Linked DNA regions of Homo sapiens: all the other regions are linked to region 1. A link is a loop called in an ENCODE intact Hi-C map of the cell type or tissue named here. Cell type or tissue: OCI-LY7. All regions are shown on one strand. Links, peaks and the distances in the headings refer to the core of each region. The heading gives the core; the rest is flanking DNA.

Region 1 (6,392 bases), core at 982-5,981:
TTTTCTTTTTTCTTTCTTTCTTTTTTTTTTTTTTTTTTGAGACAGGGTCTTGCTCTGTTGCTTAGGCTGGAGTGCAGTGGCACAATCATGGCTCACTGTAGCCTTGATCTCCTAGGCTCAAGTGATCTTTCTACCTCAGCCTCCCAAGTAGCTGGAACTACAGGCACATATCACCCATGCCCAGCTAATTTTTAAAATATTTTTGTAGATAAAGGGTCTCACTATGTTGCCCAGGCTGTCTTGAACTCCTGGGCTCGAGCAATCCTCCCACCTTGGCCTCCCAAAGTGCTGAGATGAGCCACTGCATCTGGTCTGATGTTTTTAAATAAGCAAAAGACCTGAACAGACACTTCACCAAAGATGATATACAGATGGCAAATAAGCATATGAAAAGATGTTCCACATCATATGTCATCAGAGAAATGCAAATTACCACTCTAGGCCTATTGGAAGGGCCCAAATCCAGAACACTGACCACACCAAATGCTGGCAAGGATGTGCAGCAACAGGAGCTCTCCTTAATTGCTGGTGGGAATGCAAAATGGTATAGTCATTTTGTTACACAGTTTGGCAGTTTCCTATAAAACTAAACATACTCTTACCACATGATCCAGCAATTGTATTATTTGGTATTTACCCAAATTAATTGAAAACCTATATTCACACAAAAACCTGCAGATTGATGTTTAGAGCAGCTTTATTCAGAACTGCCAAAACTTGGAAGCAATCAAGACGTCCTTCAATAGGAGAATAGGAAAATAAACTATGATACACACAGACAATAGAATATTATTCTATGCTAAAAATAAATGAGCCATCAAGCCATGAAGACGTGGAGGAAACTTAACTGCATATTTTTAAGTGAAAGAAGCCAGTCTGAAAATGCTACATCTTTTATAATTCCAACTATGTGTCACTGTGGAAAAGGCAAAACTATGAAGACAGTTAAAAGATCAGTGGTTGTCAAGGATTAGGGGTGAGGGAGGGATGAATAAGTAAAGCACAGAGGATTTTTATGACAGTGAAAATGCTCTGTATGATACGATAATGGTGGATACAAGTCGGTATTCCTTTGTGTAAACCCATAGAATGTATAACTCCAAGAGTGAACTCTCATGTAAATTACAGACTTGGGGTGATATTACATCAATGCACATATATCAGTTGTAACATGTACATTCTAGTGCCTAGTGCAGGATGTCTATAGTGAGGAAGCCTGTGTGTGTGTGTGTGTGTGTGTGTGTGTTGAAGGTCAGGGAGTATATGGGAACTTTCTGTACTTCTCAATTTTTCTGTGAACCTAAAACTGCTTTTTAAAAAAAGTCTACTTAAAGGAAAAAAGTATTGGCAAAACAGAGCTCACTAGCTGGTTTGGCTATTTTTGTAGAACAAACCACCTCAAAATTTGATGACTTGGGTTGGGTCTGGTGGCTCATGCCTGTAATCCCAGCACTTTGGGAGGCTGAGGCGGGCAGATCATCTGAGGCCAGGAGTTTGAGACCAGCCTGGTCAACATGGCAAAACCCCATCTCTAGAAAAAGATACAAAAATTAGCCAGGCATGGTGGTGTACACGCCTGTGATCCCAGCTACTTGGGAGGCTGAGGCAGGAGAATCTTGAACCTGGAAGGTGGAGATTGCAGTGAGCTGAGGTCACGCCACTGCTCTCCAGCCTGGGCCACAGAGCAAGACTCTGTTTAAAAAAAAAAAAAAGATGACTTAAAATAATCTATTATTTCAAATTATTTTCTGGGTTGCTTGGGTCTCACCTGAGCAGTATTCCTTCCAGGAGCTCATTTGAGACTGAAATGTCCAGGATACTTCAGGCCTCTCTTCATATATCTCTTTCTCTAGAAGGGTAGCTGGACTTATATCATGCCCAGCTTCTAACAGAGAGCATTCAAAGCCTATCACAGAGTTGCTACAGTTCTCTGTAAGCACACCTTTGAAGTTACACGATATCACTTCTGCCAGATTTTATTGGTCAAATTTCACAACCAGGTCAGTTTTAGTGGGGAGAGGAAATGGGCTTCCCCTCTCAATAAAAGGAGTGAAAAATATTTGGGAGCATTTTTAATTTAGCCTACTATTTTTTATTCAGCTGGTAATAATTTTCCAATCTATACCACCACCCCACTACACACTTTTATTTTTCATCTTCTAAATATATAGTTCATGCTGACACATCAGCAGATTAGACCAATTTTCTAAGTAGCTGTATTATTTTATATATTGGACAGAAAAAAAATTCTAAAATTAAAAAAAATTCCTAAAATTTTATATCATCATTGTGAGAAAAAAGGAGGGAAACACCAGTAATTTTGAAGACAAACTGAAATAATTTTATATGTAATTACTGTTGGTAACACCTATATTTTTGCCATCACGGTCACATTCCAAAGGTATCATGAATTTGAGAGAACATAAGACAGACGGCTGTCATGGACACTAAAGAATGGTTAATTTCACTATCAGTAAATCCTGCCTTAGAAGGGGAATTACTCCGAACAGAGGTCAAAGTTCATCTCCAGAATCTCAGACATATTTACTCATTATTCTGAAAAGAGTCCAGTGTCCTAGAAAGTTTTCCTTCTTCTTCGTCTCAGAAATTTTTAGCATCTTTATCTCCTATACCATCATTGCACCAAATGTATAATTAAAAACAATTTTTTAATGGGAAAGAAGTCTGAATTCTTCTGCCTATAATTCTAGGTGCTCTTCTCCTCCTTTTTCTCTTTCTCCATTTTCTTCTTCTATAGTGAAACATATATTCAAAGGAAACATCAAAAAGCATTAACTTTCTAAATTAAGACAGTCTTTTTATCTTTTGTGATTGAGGAAGAAGATAGAATGCAGTAGCCATGCTTCACCAAAGAACCAGATCCAAGCACATGAAGCAATGAGCAGGCCAAACATTTCTGAGTACAGAATCCTCCCGTGTCTAGCACAGGGCCTGATGAACCTCATTCCCTAACTTTCATTTTCCATTTGCAGTTCTTATTTCATGTGTCACCGCAGTTCTAGGTTCATGTCAGTAAAAAGCAAAATTTTAATATGCCATCTTGTGGATGCATGAGGAATGAAATTCTTGTAGTGCTTTTGGTTTTGGTGGTGAGAATTTAACATTGCATTTGCATAGTTTTTCCCCTGTAATACAAGCAATTTTTGCTCAATGCAAAAACAAAAAACAAAAATCAAAAAGCCATACAGGAAATACACAAGGAACAGTAGGTACTCAAATATTTGTGGAGTATCGATTTTTAAAAATTAGTAATCATCACACCCTTGATTTGGAGTGGACCCTATTAAAGCAGCCAGTGAATGAATGGATGAAGGAAGGAATACCTTTTTCTAAAACATTTGATATTGTAGGTAAGCTCTTGGTTTTCAGGCCTGACCTGACATTAGAATCTAATTTTCCAGAGATATTTTTAGTGTCTCATGTGGGTAGAAGTTGACAAAATTTGGTTTACATTCCATATAGGTATAAGAATTGTTTATTAGTACTACTGACAACCTTCCATTTCCATATGTGCGGTGTATTTATTAAACAATCAGGGCTGGGCACGGTGGCTCATGCATGTAATCCCAGCACTCTGGGAGGCCGAGGCAGGCAGATCACAAGGTCAGGAGTTTGAGACCAACCTGGCCAACAGGGTGAAACCCCGTCTCTACTAAAAACACAAAAATCAGCCGGGCGTGGTGGCGCGTGCCTGTAATGCCAGCTACTCAGGAGGCTGAGGCAGGAGAATCACTTGAACCCAGGAGGTGGAGGTTGTAGTGAGCCGAGATCATGCCATTGTACTCCAGCCTGGGCAACAGAGTGAGACACTGTCTCAAAAAAAAAAAAAATCAGCCAAATAAACATTTCATTATGGGTTATTATGAGGCAGCTGCATATAGCAGACAGACCTGGAGATCACTTAACTCTTTCAGAAAAGGTGATCTTAGGTCCATTGTCAAACGGATGGACAGCTTCTCAGCATTTTGTAGACTCTCTGTTTTCTTTTGGGTTTAGTAGGTCGTAGGCTCTCAGTCTGCTTTTTTTTGGTGCAAAATAACAATGTTAGACCAGATGAGTAATTTACAATTTGTGTGCTTCAAAAGGTTCTAAATATTCAAAGCACATTTCATTTAAAAATGTCTTTTATGAATTTAGTTTTCAAAATGTTATTTTAAAATATGTTTTCTGAATTTAATATGATACAACAGTACAAACAGTGATAGGAAGCAAATTCGGATGTAGTTGAGAGTGTTGAAGGAAAACTGGATGTGTTAACCAAAAAATATGCCTCTTTGACAAAAAAATTTTTAAGCTAAGAGCAAGTGGGAGGAAGCAGATACAGGAAAGCTCTCTGCCTCTCCTCTGTTTACCTAGTGGCAGGACACAGATTTACAAAGACAAAGGTGCCCTTCTTCCCTCTGTACCCGGAAGGACAAAAGTTAACCACTGAAGACAACTGTAGCCCTCATCTGGCTGGAGATGGCACAAGAGGAATCTACGTTAATAAGCTTTGCTAAGTGGACTTCATCTATCATTATTTTGCCTTCCCACAATTTGCCACCTCCAGAGATTCAAAGTTCTTTTCCTCTGTCTTGTCCTTTCTTTAGAAATGTAGTGTGTTTTTTGTTTGTTTGTTTGAGACAGGGTCTTGCTCTGTCACCCAGGCTGGAGTGCAGTGGCATGATCATGGCTCACTGCAGCCACAACCTCCTGGGCTCAAGGGATCCTCTGGCCTCAGCCTCCCAAAGTGCTGGGATTATAGCAGTGAGTCACTGTGCTGGTCCTTAATGTTCTTTATTGAAGTTTATATAAGCTAGAGGTCTGAGTCACCTCTTTGAGAATTATTCATTCCCTGGGCATCTCCCATATACATATAAAATATACATGATAATAAACATGTTTGCTCTTGCTTTGATAATCTGTTTTTTGTTACAGGGGGTCCCTTCTAACAACGCATTAGGGGTGAGGAAAAAAATTAGTTTTCTTTCTTTACACTGTAAACTTCATTAATGTGTTCTTATTGAGTAAATTTGTACTACATGAAGTAAATTTTATGAGTTTGAACCACAAATACATTTGTGGTTATAAAATAACACTTGTTTTTATGGCATGGTGGTGTACACCTGTAGTTCCAGTTATGCAGGAGGCCAAGGCAGGCAGATGGCTTAATTCCAGGATTTCGAGGCTATAGTGTGCTATGAGCTTGCCTGTGAATAGCCACTGCACTCTAGCCTGGGCAACATAGCGAGATCCCATCTCTAAAATAAATATGTAAATACATAAATAAATAAAACATTATTTATTTTCTATATTGGGCTTTTATGTAGAATTTTACATGTCTGTTTTCCAAGGTAGAATTCTGAAGACACTTACACTCAGCCAGCTTATTTGGACTGTAGTCCAGTTATAATGAATTTTCTATAGCAGACCAACAGGTAATCATCATCATAACAGCCAATACAGAAGGCTTACTACACATTACACACTGATTTAGTTACTTCACATGCATTAAGTCTTAAATCTTTCAAATGCTTTATGAGGTGCTATGGTGATTATTTTCTCACAGACAGGAAACTGGTGTAAGAGCCAGAGTCCCCCTTACCTACTACTAAGCTCTATCACCTCTCAGTAGAGCTTAGTAGTTCTGGCTTGTTTACTGCACATCCCTTTCTTGGAAATATGATCACAGGAACTCTCCCTAGCTAGACATTTTTCTTTCCTCTTCTCTGTTTAGTCGATTCACACATGCCCCAAGGCTCCAGCTCAAGTCCCACCTCTCTGGAAGGCATTGTCAAGCATACCTGACTCACAGGGTTCCCTTGCTCTCTGGCCTACTGGTAGCATTGTCTCATGCTAGGAAGCCTGTTTATATGAAGTCCAAAGAGTGAGTTAGAGGAATTGGTAAAGTTCCCTAGGGCTTCTGGGTAGAGAATGTAGAGGCAGGAGCTGAGGAGTGTGATAGGGAGAATCTGTGAACAATGGTTTAGTTTAGACTGATCCTAAGACAGAGGGAAGCAGAACATGACTTTTAGTGTGATTTGATCAGATTGGCATTTGAAAGGTTATAGCAGCACGAAAAAGCAGTAGAGAGAGACTAGTGTCAAATCTAAGGCTGGGAGAATAGAGTTGGCTACACCTGTGCAGGTAAGGGGTCATGGCTTGCATTCAGTGGGAGGAGGGGTAAAAATGGATTGGGAGAGACTTGGTAACTATTTAGGTGTGGAAGGTGTGAACGTTGATGTCAGACTCCAAGTCAGAAATTTTTAGATTAATTATTCAAAAACTAATAGACTCTACTTTTTAGAGCAGTTTTAGGTTGGCAGCTGCTGTTGCTGTATAGTTCTATGGGTTTTGATACATGCATAATGTCATATATTCATGAGGACAGT
Region 2 (6,392 bases), core at 625-5,624, 240 kb before region 1:
GCCTCAACCTCCTGGGCTCACGTGATCTTCCCAAGTAGCTGGGACTACAGGCACATGCCAACATATCCAGCTAATTTTTGTATTTTTTGTAGAGACTGGGTTTCGCCATGTTGCCCAGGACTGGTCTTGAACCCCTGAGCTCAAGTGATCCACCTGCCTTGGCCTTCAGAGTGCTGGGATTACAGGCTTGAGCCACCACACCCAATCAAAAATTTTTTACATAAGGGAATTTTAATAAAATTTGCAGAAAATAAAACAAAACAACCCTACGTTCACCCCACAGAGATGACCAGGGTAAAGCTAGAGCAGGTCAGAGGGTACCAAACAGGATGAAGAGGGTCTGGTGGATGGAAAGTTCACTAGAGGGAAAGGAGGGTGTGTACAAGAGCATCAGAATACAAACCTGCTTCAGAATCCAGAGTTCTGGGGGAGTAGAGACCAGATGGGAAATTGAGTTCCAGGAAGGGATATAAGATTAGCATCCTAGGGTCCTAACCCATGTAGGAAGGAAGAAGCAGGAAGGGATTCCAAAGAGATGGGTGGATTTGCACAAGGGACACGACGCTTGGCCTGAAGCCAGTGGTTTATGATCTGTGTCCTTGATAAGCTGCCGCATGCTGGTGGGAACACAGTGGAAGCCAGAGTGAGCCAAGGCTCTGTAGGTGGTGGTAGCTGTTGGTGTTGGCAAAAAAGGCTAGGATTGCTTCCCAACCGAACTTCATTTTGCTATCTAAGTCACTGGTAATTAGACACTTCTGAATATATAATTGCAGATTCTTCCAGAACATAATGGCAGTGTTGTGGCTTCCTTACAGATTAGCTCCATTTCCAGGAAACTATCCAAGTTTTTCTTAATTTACTCACCCACCTTCCCAATTGTTTTTGAGTGCTCTGAGTAAGTTTGTAAGCTAAGTAGGGAGTGGGTTGCTGGAAGTGAATATTAAAGGTTATTCAAGGCACAGTTTCTTAGCCCAGGGGACTCACAGTCTCTTTGTAAAATAAATAAGAAAGAGAATCACACATTCAAGGTACAATGTGGTAGATTAGAAGGGCTGAAAAAGGTAAAGGTTTTGACTATATTTGTTTAGTAACTGTGATCTGAGGCAAACCACTTCAGAGTCAGTTTTTGCATATAATGCCAATGGTATAATAATATAATGGTATAATGACCATTTTAATACCAACTAGTACCTGGTACAAGGTCAATACTTAACACAATAGTGCTGTTATTATCATCAAAGTGCCATAGAAAGAAGTGAAATGCAGTGTAAATTCAATGGTGCTTTTCCAGGAATGGAAAAATAAGAATGATAATGTCTTGGAATTATTGTGAAGGTTATAAATAATCTTTTCTTTCAGATTACTTAAACATACAAAGAATAACCATCATTAAGCTCTACTAATACTTCTAGTAAAAATGGAAACAATTGCTGCTTATTTTTTTAATAAAAATGGTTACTTTTTTTTTTTAAATGCACAAGAGTAAATTTCTTCCCAGAGGATGCTCAGTAGGCTTTTTTATTGTCTTATGCACCCATCAATTTGGGAGTCTTGTGCATTTGGGGTCTTGGAGCATTTCTGGTCTACAAAGTTGTTTGTTTCTCACTATAAAGTCTTGGTGTGGCATATTTTGAAACAGTACATAGAAAGTAATATCAAATTTATGTCCAGATATGCTCCCAATAGGGGGCTCAGCCCAGTTGTAAGAGTCTTAGAGTAGGAGTCTTGGCTTGTAGTATCATCACGATTCCAAGCTGAGGGCCCCAAAAGACTCTGAGCACTGAAGAGATGTGGCCCCAAAACCCCAAGATTTTCTGAGTCTAGTACACAGCCTTTCACCCCATTAGAAAGACCTGCAATCTTTCTTTACCCTGATCAAGGATGAGTTGGTCCTTGGACCACTACCCATGCAAGACAGCTTAAGTTTTGCACCTAGTCTCCCCCTCAGCATGGCCTTAGCAATGGATGTGGTTGTTCAGTTAATAAAAGAAGACTTCATTGAGTGTACTTTATATGGTCAGGATAGTGCTAAGCTCTGTAAAGGCTGTACAAAACAAGGACTTTGATCAGGTTGTTTCTGCAGGATGAAACAAAACAAAGGCTGCCCGTAGGAGTACTGTATTGTAAAGCTTACCATTTGGCTGTTTAGCTGCACTGTGGAGGTCTTGCTCCTTCAGCCTTGCTCTGTGCTTTGTTTCCAGAAGATCCCACAGCCAACAAAGATTCTGGCCAAGAGTCAGAGTCTATTCCAGAATATACGGCCGAAGAGGAACGGGAGGACAACCGGCTTTGGAGGACAGTGGTCATTGGAGAACAAGAGCAGCGCATTGACATGAAGGTCATCGAGCCCTACAGGAGAGTCATTTCTCACGGAGGTAGTCGAGCTCAGCATGAATCTGGGAAATGGGGAAGGGGCAGCCATTTTATTTAAAATCATGAAGTGAGTCTAGACTTCTCCGGAACATGACATCTCAAAGACCCTATTCTAGAGCCAATATTCAGGGAACTATAGAGCTAAGTATATTTCCTCATATTCAATTCAATAAACATTTGAAATCCTACTAGGCAAAGACAACTTTCCAATATAAAACGGGCTTTTCATGCTACATATCTGATAGCGATCATCTTGTGCAAATTTATTGAAAGTCATAGTTGTCTAATTTAAATGTCTGTTTGGCATTCTTATCAGTCCATTGTACGGTTGAACTGAACAGAGTATGTGACACCATGGCCTGTGTCATAACACTACCCCCGAGGTGCTTCTCATTACAAAATGGCCTTTTGAATCCTCTTCAGAAGCTTTGGGGATTTTTTTTTTAGACTTAGCCTGGTAATTGTTTCCCCTAACTGAAGTTTGCCTTTCTGTAAACTAGTAAACTACATTAAATCTAGGCCTGACAACAGCCAACCCCAGTCAAAGCCTCCACCTGTTTGGTGAGAGACAAGGGAGAGAGAAAAGTGTGTTTGTATTTCCAGCACTTTCTTGAGGGCTCCTGGAGCATATGTGGCCTTGATTAATTTGGGAGTCACAAAAAGTCAGATGAGTGGAAGCAACACATTTAACATTGTCAACTTCAGAAAACCTCGACAGCATTTTGATTCTTCTGCTGCGTGCCTTCCTTTCCCGAGCCTGAGGTGCCACTGTAACCACCCAGCTGTTCAGAAAGAGTGTGAGCTGACAAGGCAGTTGTTGCTCTCTCAGTTCTCTCTTCCTTAATGAGGACAGGGAAATGAGAGTCTTAGCACTGCCTCAAAACACTGCTTTTGTTTTCTATTATAACAAGCAGAAGGCTGATCTGTTATTTCAATCAAACCTTTCTCCGCCAGCAGATTTTTCACCTTCCATCCCATACATTGCTACCCCCACATAAGTATCAGGACCACCCAGGGAACCTGACCACTGTAGCAAAGGTGAATGCCAGTCCCTGGCCCTGGCCATGGCCTTTCTTTGTCTTGCCTTACTGTTTGACCTGAAATGGAAATATGCCCCGCTGAGAGCTGCTGTGGGGTCAGGAGCAGTTTCCTCTAAGGGAAATCATGCCCGTAGCCCTTCAGAATGAGAGTTGGCCCCATCTTGCTGCAAGTGACACACAGCTGGCTGTAGAGTCAACCCTTTTGTTTTTATGTGAAAACCATAAGAGGAACACTCAATCTTCCCCATCTTCCCAGGTCACATCTCCTTTGCACCACCCATCAGATATTTTTGGTTTGTTTTCTTTTTGAAAATAGAAACAAAACAAAGGCTGCCTGTAAGAGTAGTCTGTGTTCATTTTAAAAAGTATTAAAAAATTAAAATGTCTGTCACATCAAAGTCACCCAGTGATAAGCCCTATAAACATCAGCTCCTAAATGCAGAGTCCCTGTGTTGAAAGGAAGCTCATGGTCCTGCTGCTCTTCTAGGGCTAGTTATCTGCTAATACTCCAGTAGACTCGCCTGCTTGTTCTTTAGGTGGGCTGTTGTCTGAATCAGGAGAGAATGATTATCATCAGTGCACTGATGGTTGGGAAAAAGCCACTGCTTCTGCCTGTCACAGTCTTGTAACAATTCACCTGAGCCCTCAGGGCTAACCTGGTTTGCTGTGCTCTCCGTCCCTGCCACCTCCTCCCTTTGCCATTTGCTCGTCTCCATTCTGTGTCGCAAGCTCAGTTTTTGTCTGTGTGACTGTCTGGTTTGTTTTGAAGAGAAGGCCACCTCCCCTCTCCCCAGCCCTGCCTTGGCCCTCTCCAGGCACCAGCCTGCATGAAATGTGCCTCTGGCTGCACCCATCCGGAACTTTAGAGAGATGCCACCTTTTCCTACACCCTGAACAGCTTTTGTGCTCTGTAGGTAAAGATACTTCAGATGTTACTTCTGAATTTGCTAAAGCTTTGTCTTCCACATTAGGAGTTTACAGCACTCTCTTAGACCATAATGATGAAAAATCTCCTTACTTACCAACCTACTGAGTTTGTCCTTCGGCTTCTGATAAGCATTTAAAAAGCAGCAATCACTTCACAGTAAACATGAATCTTATTTGGTGCTTGACATTTTGCTCTGAGGAAGTTTTCTCATTCGGGCCAGTAGAGAAGTGCCAGCTACACAGTGCTCTGTGCCAAAAACTGTAAGGTGGGGGCAATCAAAAGAGCTGCAGAAGTTAGCCCCAAAGCCAGGCCCTGCCAGGTGTCCTACCTGTTGAGAATATTGGTGCATGATGGCAGTATTTGAATAAATAATTCAGTCTTCAGCTTTAGTGACCTTGATATGAGCTATTGCACACAATGTAGAAGAATGGGGCTCAAAACCCATCTCTGTCACTTACTAGTCTGTAACCTTGGTACATTACTTACCTTCTCTGGGCCTCAATGACATCATCAGCCAAATGAGGGTAATCTCAACACCACTGTTCACATCCTATGAGCCAACAGCAATATCCTTGCCATCTGCATAAATAAAAGCAAAGAGGGGTTTGAATGGTTTTGCTCAGCCAACAGTACGGGGTCCCTCTGAGGCTAGAACTGGCTTTTTTTTTGAACTTGGAGCTGAGAAACCCATTTAAATAATGGAGAACAATAATGCCAAGTAATTTTAACAAGGAGTTTCTTTTCTTTTTCTTTTCTTTTTTTTTTTTTTTTACTTCTCTTATTTCATTATAGGAGATTCAGGTAACCTTCTCTGAAGTCTTGCTGGACAAATGACCCTGGAAAGAATGAGGAGAAGAGTTGCTGGCTGGTGTGTGTGTGTGTATGTTTTGGTTGCGACTGTGACATCTTTCCTTCTGTCTCCATTCCATTGCTGGCCAGCAAACTTGTGTTACATCCCTTTCATGCCTGTCTGTGTCACTCAGGTAAGGTTTGCGTCCTTGCTTCAGAGGGTCTCAGGAGACTCCTGGGGGGGGGTTGCTCATGCACCCCACCCAGCACATACACCTTGAATTCACCTCACCTTTATTGAGAAGAAAGTCTAATGAAAGAAATGTTTTAAAAACCAGACTTCAAATGAATTATGCTGTTGCCAACAGGAAACTTTACTAGAGTAAGCTGCATATTTGAGAATAGAAATTGAGGGGTTAGCTGACCCCTTCAAGGTATCTGGGAGGGGCAAAAAGTGATTGATCCTATGCATTCTAGTTATTGCACTTTGCTTGCAATTATAGTATTATCTGATTTTTTAAATTTAAATTTAAACTTTTTTTAGCAGGAAGCAGCTATAGAAAAATTACAGTATTACCTGAAATATCTCCCAAGCCTGCCAACGGCACTGGCTCTTGATTTTGGAGGAAAACTTTCATGTGGAAATCTTTCTTTTATTTCCCTCTTTTAATTATCCCCTCTCCTGCTACTTTCTTCCTGCTCTTTTTGCCTCTTCTTCCCTTCTTAAAGCTTCTCTGCCCAAAATAACACATTTTCATTTATAAATTTTCATTTTCATTTATAAATTTCCATACTTTTTATATCGAGACATTTCTTACTTAGACAGCGATCATGAAGTAGTAGGTTGATCCCGTAGTATTCCTTTAGTTAAATAAACTTGGATGAACATGACGCTGCAACATTCCAAGGGCAGACAGCATTTACACAGTGAGCTGAACTGCCATTTAAAATGACATCTGAAGTACTGTTTATAAACCTCAGTCTTTCCCTTTCGAAAAAAATTTCTTAGAAGTTCATGGAAATAAAGAAAGAAATCAAAGTAACTGAGTGGTCATGATCTTGAAATTACTGTAACACTCTGGAGCCAGATTGCTACATTTAGAAAAACGCTTTTGAAAGGATGCTTTCTTGCTTTTAAGTTGGATTCATTATGTCTGTTGTCTCTTTTAATGAACGTCTGTCTTTTCGTCATGCTGAGGATGAATTGCTTATCTGTGCGGTATGAGGATTAGTATAGCTAAGCCACCATATCCTTTGTGGAT
Region 3 (6,392 bases), core at 869-5,868, 260 kb before region 1:
CTCCAAACTGTGATTGGAGACTTTTTGTGATTGATAACTAGAGGTATGGCCCCGAAGTCAGAGAATATAGTACATGTGATGTTGACTTTTGGTATTTTATGAGACATCACGTATGGTAAGTTTTGGTGAGTTCAAAAAAAAAAAACTGTGTTTTTATTGACTGCAGATCTCTCCATTAGATCAAGCTATATTACTGCATTGTTCAGATCTGCCATATTCTTATATATTTCTTTTCAAATTAATTTATAAATTCTTGAGAGGTATACTCAGATTTTACCCCATGAAATTTATTTTGCCTTATAATGTATTTTCAATTTTTGTTTTACATATTTTGAGGCTATGTTGTTAAGAACACATTGGCTCTCAATTATTACATCTTCTGAAGAATTATTCCTTGTATCACTAAATAATAACTTTCTTTAGCCTTAATAATGCCTTTTCTGAAGTCTGTTTTGCTGGGCATTAATACTGTAATGCTGGCCAGGTGCAGTGGCTCATGCCTGTAATCCCAGCACTTTGGGAGGCTGAGGCAGGCAGATCACCTGAGGTCAGGAGTTTGAGACCAGGCTGGCCAACATGGTGAAACCCCATCTCTATTAAAAATACAAAACTTAGCTGGGCATGGTGGCAGGTGCCTGTAATCCTAGCTACTTGGGAGGCTGAGGCAGGAGAATCGCTTAAACCCAGGAGGTGGAGACTTCAGTGAGCCAAGATTGCACCACTGTACTCCAGCCTGGACGACTGTACCAAAAAATACTAACAATAATGATAAATAATAATAATATTGTAATGCTTTCTTGTGTTTAGTATTTCTCTGTTTTTTAAAAATACCACTTTCTTGTCAACACTTCTGCATTATTATGTTTTAGATGTTTCTTTTTTAAGCAGAATGGCTACTGAGGTCTTGGTGACATTACCTGCTATGACAACCCCAAATCTCAGTGGTTTAACACAACAAAGGTTTAGATATTATTCTTTAATCATTATGGCCTCTTTCATGCTATTCTTTTATTTTATTACTTTTATTGCTAATTTTTCTATTTATTGCATCTCCTGGAAATGCCTCAAAGTATTTTTCCCAAGTGTAGTTTATAGGGTTTTTTTATATGAGCTCATCTTTCAGAGAGTTTTTTCTTGCACCTAATTGGATTTCCAGTGAAACTTGCTTGTAGAAGTAAGCACTACCAAGTGGTTTCACATCTGATTCTTTCTTTCTTTCTTTTTTTTTTTTTTTTTTTTGATTCAGAGTCTTGCTCTGTTGCCCAGGCTGGAGTTCAGTGATGTAATCTCGGCTCTCTGCAACTTCCGCCTCCCGGGTTCAGGTGATTCTTCTGCCTCAGCCTCCCAAGTAGCTGGGATTACAGGTGTGCACCACCACACCCGGCTAATTTTTGTATTTTTAGTAGAGATGGGGTTTCACCATCTTGGCCAGGCTGGTCTTGAACTCCTGACCTCATGATCCACCTGCCTCGGCCTCCCAAAGTGTTGGGATTACAGGCGTGAGCCACCGTGCCTGGCCCACATCTGATTCTTTTGGAACCCTAGGGTCCTAGGTGTTCAGTGATCCTAGATGAATTTTCATCTTAATTTCTTGATTCATTTCTACATCATTCAGGTAATATAAATTGAGACATGAGCGGCCCACAGCTAGTGTCTCCAGCTCCTACTGGTTGCTTTTTATTTTCTACCCAAAACCTCCAAGGCCAGAGGAGAGAGTTTTTTTCCATCCCCTTTTTGTTAAGGGGAAAGTTCCTGAAGGTCCAGAGCCCTATATAGAAGTTCAGGTCTAGGCCTTTCTTCCATCACCAGGAGGTCCCTTATGCTGTGAGACCCTAAGTCCTGTGTCCAGTGCAAGAACCCTGTGTGCTAGGTTTTTATCAGCCTTCTATAATAACTCTTTATTTCTGGCACCTGTGGACTTAATCTTATTTTTTTAAGCTTGGAAATGTATTAGTAACTTTTGGAGTATGCTATTTCATATAGCATTTCTTGTATTTTTAATGATACATGGCTTTACACCTTGTCAGACTTAGCCAACACTTCCTAACATCTCTCTTTTAGCAAAGAGGAAAAACCTCTGAGTGAGATTCCAGGGGTTTCTAACTTAAATTTAATAGTATTATTTTATTTTTATTATATTTAATTTTTTCTATATATGTTATTTATTTTATGTAACTTAAATCACTCACCATTTATTTTACGTGAGTGATTTAAGTTTACATATAATGGTTGAGTATCCCTAGTCTGAAATCTAAAATGCTCCAAAATTCATGTTCTTCAGTGCTGACACAACACTCAGAGGAAATGCTCATTGGAGCATTTCAGATTTCAGATCGTCAGAGTAGGGATTCTCAACTTGTAGTATATAATGCAAATATTCCAAAATCCAAAAAAGTCGGAAGGTTTAAATACTTCTGGTCCCAAGCATTTTGGATAAGGGATACTCAACCTGTACACTAGTGATACAAACATTCCTCTCAAAATAACCTTAATAAAATAAGTCAATCTAAAGAAAATGTTAAGTAAATTGGCAAGTGATTAAAGGCTATGACAAAAACCCTAAAGGTGATATATTAATACTCAGTCTTATAGAATATTTAAAAGCATTCAGTGTCTTTTCAAGCTTTTTGTTCCTATATGCTTTGATGCTTTAGCAATCCAGACGTAAAGATATTTACTGTCAATATGAATCTGGGCTAAGAATGTGGAAAATTGGTTACCCAAATCAGGAAATAAATTTTTGAGCATAGCATAAGTCAAATATTCCCTTTGAAACAATAAAGGCCAGCTATATAGTAAGAATGGGCTAGATCGTAATGTGGTAACAAATAACTACAATATCTCAGGGCAAAACACAACAAAAGTTCATTTCTTGTTTACATTTCCAGCAAGCTTTCATCGAGGCCTCTGCTCATCAGAGGCACTCGGGACACAGCCTGGCCGAGCCCCTCCACAGCCACCTATGTGGGAAGAGGATGTGGCTCCTCACACGCTTGCTCCTAAGCCTTCTGCTCAGAAGCGACATCTCTCCCTTCCACTCTTTCTTCATTAGCCAAAGCAAGTCATGTGGCTACCCTAACTTCAAAGGGGACAGGAAAGTGCAATACTACCATGCACTCAAAAGGCAGAGAGCCAGAAATACTTGGTGAAGATCAATATGTCATAATACATTGATCTTCTAACACACATGGTGTTAATGTCACAGTACCATCCAGCAAAGAAACCATGAAGCAGTTTTAATACATCCTCTAGATGGAGACATGTAGCTGTTTCAGCCATAGTACAGCCTGACTTGTGTTTACAACTCCCTCAACCTCTTGGTTAGCTCCATTCTGTATAAAGAAACTCAAAATTAAGTAGAGGCTACAGATAGATAAAGTAAAATACAGACCTTTACACTGGACTGGTTTGTTACCTAACAGATCTTGAGAGGCTTCAGTTACTGATCACAAAACTGCTGTCCTGCTTAGTCAACAACTGCTGTTTGGCCACTTCATTTCTGCAAATGTTTATGGGCTTAATGTATGAATGTGGTTGAAGTATTTACAAAGAGCGTGACTTGGGTTTCTCTTAGATTTGCTTCTAGGCTATTCTGGCTCAGCTTTCCCTCTGTCCCAGGGGTTTTCTAACATGTCCCTATAGCCTTCTTTTTGGGGGGGAGTGGGACGGAGTTTTGCTCTTTTTGCCCAGGCTGGAGTGCAATGGCACCATCTCAGCTCACCACAACCTCTGCCTCCCAGGTTTAAGCAATTCTCCTGCCTCAGCCTCCCGAGTAGCTGGGATTACAGGCATGCGCCACCACACCCAGCTAATTTTGTATTTTTAGTAGAGATGGGGTTTCTCCATCTTGGTCAGGGTGTTCTTGAACTCCCAATATCAGGTGACCCACCCGCCTCAGCCTCCCAAAGTGCTGGGATTATAGGCGTGAGCCACTGCGCCCGGCCTAGCCTTCTTTAATATCCATGGGTTTGTGTGAATCTCTCTCCTTGGGTCATCCGCTGATCACAGCCTTCAGCATTTTTCTTCCCCCGGTGCATGCTAACACAGGGGGAAGAAATCTGTGCCTTCTTCATAGGGTCTCTGCTTTGTGTTGAAAAGGAGCACTTAGAGGCAAAGGCTCTATTTTCTAACATCAATGAGTTGAGGAGCATTTCTAGGCTCTGTGGAGATTTGTGCAGTAATAAGATTATCTTTTACCTGGACTAATGCCCAAATTATAGTGACCTTAATTATGATTTGTCCAACCATGACACATACTTTAATTAAACCACTGCTCCTGTACTATGTTTTAAGTGGAGGGTATGTAATACCTTAAACTCAGACAGTGCTTTATGACTTACAGAGTACTTTTATTTGGATTGTATTTATTCTCCACAGTCACTGTGATGTTGGGTATTATCCCCTTTTAAAATCACAGAAATGGCCAACTAATCTTCTCAGAGTTAATCAGCTTGTTGATACTGGCAGCAGAACTATAACTCAGAACTAAAACCTCATATCCAGGCAGGACTCCTGCAATTATTCCATGATGTTGCCCATAATTCACAATTGTTTAAAAAAATCTATTAAACTTAAGCTGATCCTATCTATTTTAAAACCATCATATTTATTTTGATGCCAAGGCCCACATCCTGTGTGCTCTGTCAGGCAGATAGAAATCTGATATCTTTATTTTTGTTCAAGGTTGACTCTTAGGCAGATAACTAGAAAAATAATGTACATGTGCCTTTAGAATATTTCAGGCTCAATAATTCAATCCAACATAGTAAGTGGTAGAACTAAGATTTAAACCCAGTGGCTCTTAATAGCAGCATTTTGCTACTTGACAGGTACGAGAAGTTTGATGTCAAGGAGAACACACAAAATGACAAAGATCATTGTAAGGAATTCCAAAAACTGCAGGATCATGGGATACCCAGACATCTGTCCCTCTAGGTCCTAGGACTTTCAAAACTGGGGCCTGGTGCAGATCTTCTCTTTGCATACCTCCCCAATCTTTGTTGCTGAATAACGTGGTTTGATTCCACCTATCATAGTGTATCTCTGTTTGGCACAGGTTGTCTTGTTCCTGCTGATACATTATTGTCTGTCTTACATGCCAACCTCTTGCATGCCCCTTTGCTACCAGGGCACAGGTCTAGTTTTAGAGAACACACAGGGTCAAAGCCACAGGAAGAATGTGGACAAAGAAACTCCCTGATGCTGAGCTTTTGAAGGGGTCTCAGGAGTTGGTAGGTAAGTACACAGGCACTTACCTCTATCCAGGGGAGCAGCACTGAGTTTTTGAAGGTAGGGGTCATTGTATTAGCTCCATCATCCCAACTCCACCACGAGAATGAGACGGGTCTGTTTTGTTCCTCTATATCCTCGGCACATAGTAGACACTTAATAGATATTTGTTGAATAAATGAAGCAAATGCAGTAATCGCTAAGGGTGCAGATTATTTTCTTTCATCATAGTGCTTTATTGACAGTAGGGGATTTGACTTGCATCCTGGAGAAGCAGATTAAACTCCAAAGGTTTGGTAGATCCAGCGTTACATAGTGCAAAGTACAGTAAGAGAGGCAGAAGGGGACTAAATTAAGAACTTTAACATAAAGGTTTATCATGTTTAAAATTAGGTTAGTGCCCACATCATAAGGACTCACCCTAGGTGAATGAAATTACGTGAAACTCACAGAGAAGAAATATATATTATGGTAAATGGGGTCTTACTGAACAAAGGTCCAGGGATGAAAATAAATCAAGAGAAATTTATCGTGAACAGTGGTCAGCTTCTTAGAAGAACATATAGATTCGTCACAATTGCCTTTGGTATTTCCTGTTTCCCTACACTTCTTACCAAATGTGCTAATACAGATGGTTGTGGGCTCAGCACTGATTAGAAACAAGAGGTGGGAAGTCATGACCAGAGCCATCTTCACCAACATATATTCACAGTGACTCTTTAAATATTCAAAAAAGGAAGAAAAATAACATCAGTCTATGCCTGCTCAGGAGTGTTAGGCACTTTACTTTTGTAGCTTAATCTTTAAACAACGTGGTGAAGTAGGTGTATATCCCTAGTTTACAAATGAAAACTGAGATCAACAGAATATGCTCTCCCTCTGTCCATGGGAATTTAATTAAAATACTCAAATTTACAGAGTAAGAGATGTGTACAAAGCACATATATTGACCCTGTTGTTAAAAATATATATATATTAAATGTCCCCGAAGTATATTTTATTAGTTGTTTGCATTTCCTATTTCTGAGTTTCCCACTTGGTGTGTGTTTATTAAGTGAGCTAGCAGAAGTGACTTGATGTAAGCAAGTGAAATTGGTGTCCATTTTTCTCATTTACCATAACTGCAGAAAGTCTTTAATTTGGGACCACTTACAGTGGATTCA

The links. A loop is a pair of places that touch in the nucleus more often than their neighbours do. Peaks named below come from ENCODE experiments on the same cell type or tissue, not always from the same donor. Only the 100,000 strongest peaks of a DNase experiment are listed, where the experiment ranks them.
Region 2: a loop joins it to region 1, with 1.9 times the contacts of the local background. A loop is called at or near these places in 20 of 110 quality-filtered maps.
Region 3: it touches region 1 in a loop (5-fold over the local background); 20 of 110 quality-filtered maps call a loop at or near these places.

The regions. Positions count from the first base shown.
Region 1 is chr9:76,400,143-76,406,534 of GRCh38, reverse strand. It overlaps a transcript of GCNT1 not described here. Among named protein-coding and RNA genes, the nearest start is that of RFK, 8.9 kb to the right of the region's middle. RefSeq lists an enhancer at 4,268-4,562. In OCI-LY7, for the core only: CTCF peaks have their summits at 2,848, 3,051 and 4,380; DNase peaks (open chromatin) are centred at 3,054 and 4,424; H3K4me3 peaks cover 462 bases; H3K27ac peaks cover 1,475 bases.
Region 2 is chr9:76,640,722-76,647,113 of GRCh38, reverse strand. It overlaps PRUNE2 (prune homolog 2 with BCH domain), which reads left to right. Exons shown (of 19, transcript NM_015225.3): 12 at 2,205-2,375. LOC105376095 (a long non-coding RNA gene) reads right to left here. Exons shown (of 12, transcript XR_007061586.1): 7 at 4,828-4,920; 8 at 4,436-4,669; 9 at 2,135-2,396. Among named protein-coding and RNA genes, the nearest start is that of PCA3, 120 kb to the left of the region's middle. RefSeq lists enhancers at 3,374-3,483, 3,494-3,543. In OCI-LY7, for the core only: no CTCF peak of the experiment used is centred there; DNase peaks (open chromatin) are centred at 3,183 and 3,533; H3K4me3 peaks cover 395 bases; H3K27ac peaks cover 548 bases.
Region 3 is chr9:76,655,629-76,662,020 of GRCh38, reverse strand. The region is part of intron 9 of PRUNE2 (prune homolog 2 with BCH domain); the gene reads left to right. It overlaps LOC105376095 (a long non-coding RNA gene), which reads right to left. Exons shown (of 12, transcript XR_007061586.1): 11 at 5,256-6,392. Among named protein-coding and RNA genes, the nearest start is that of PCA3, 110 kb to the left of the region's middle. In OCI-LY7, for the core only: CTCF peaks have their summits at 3,037 and 3,238 (motif pointing right); a DNase peak (open chromatin) is centred at 3,270.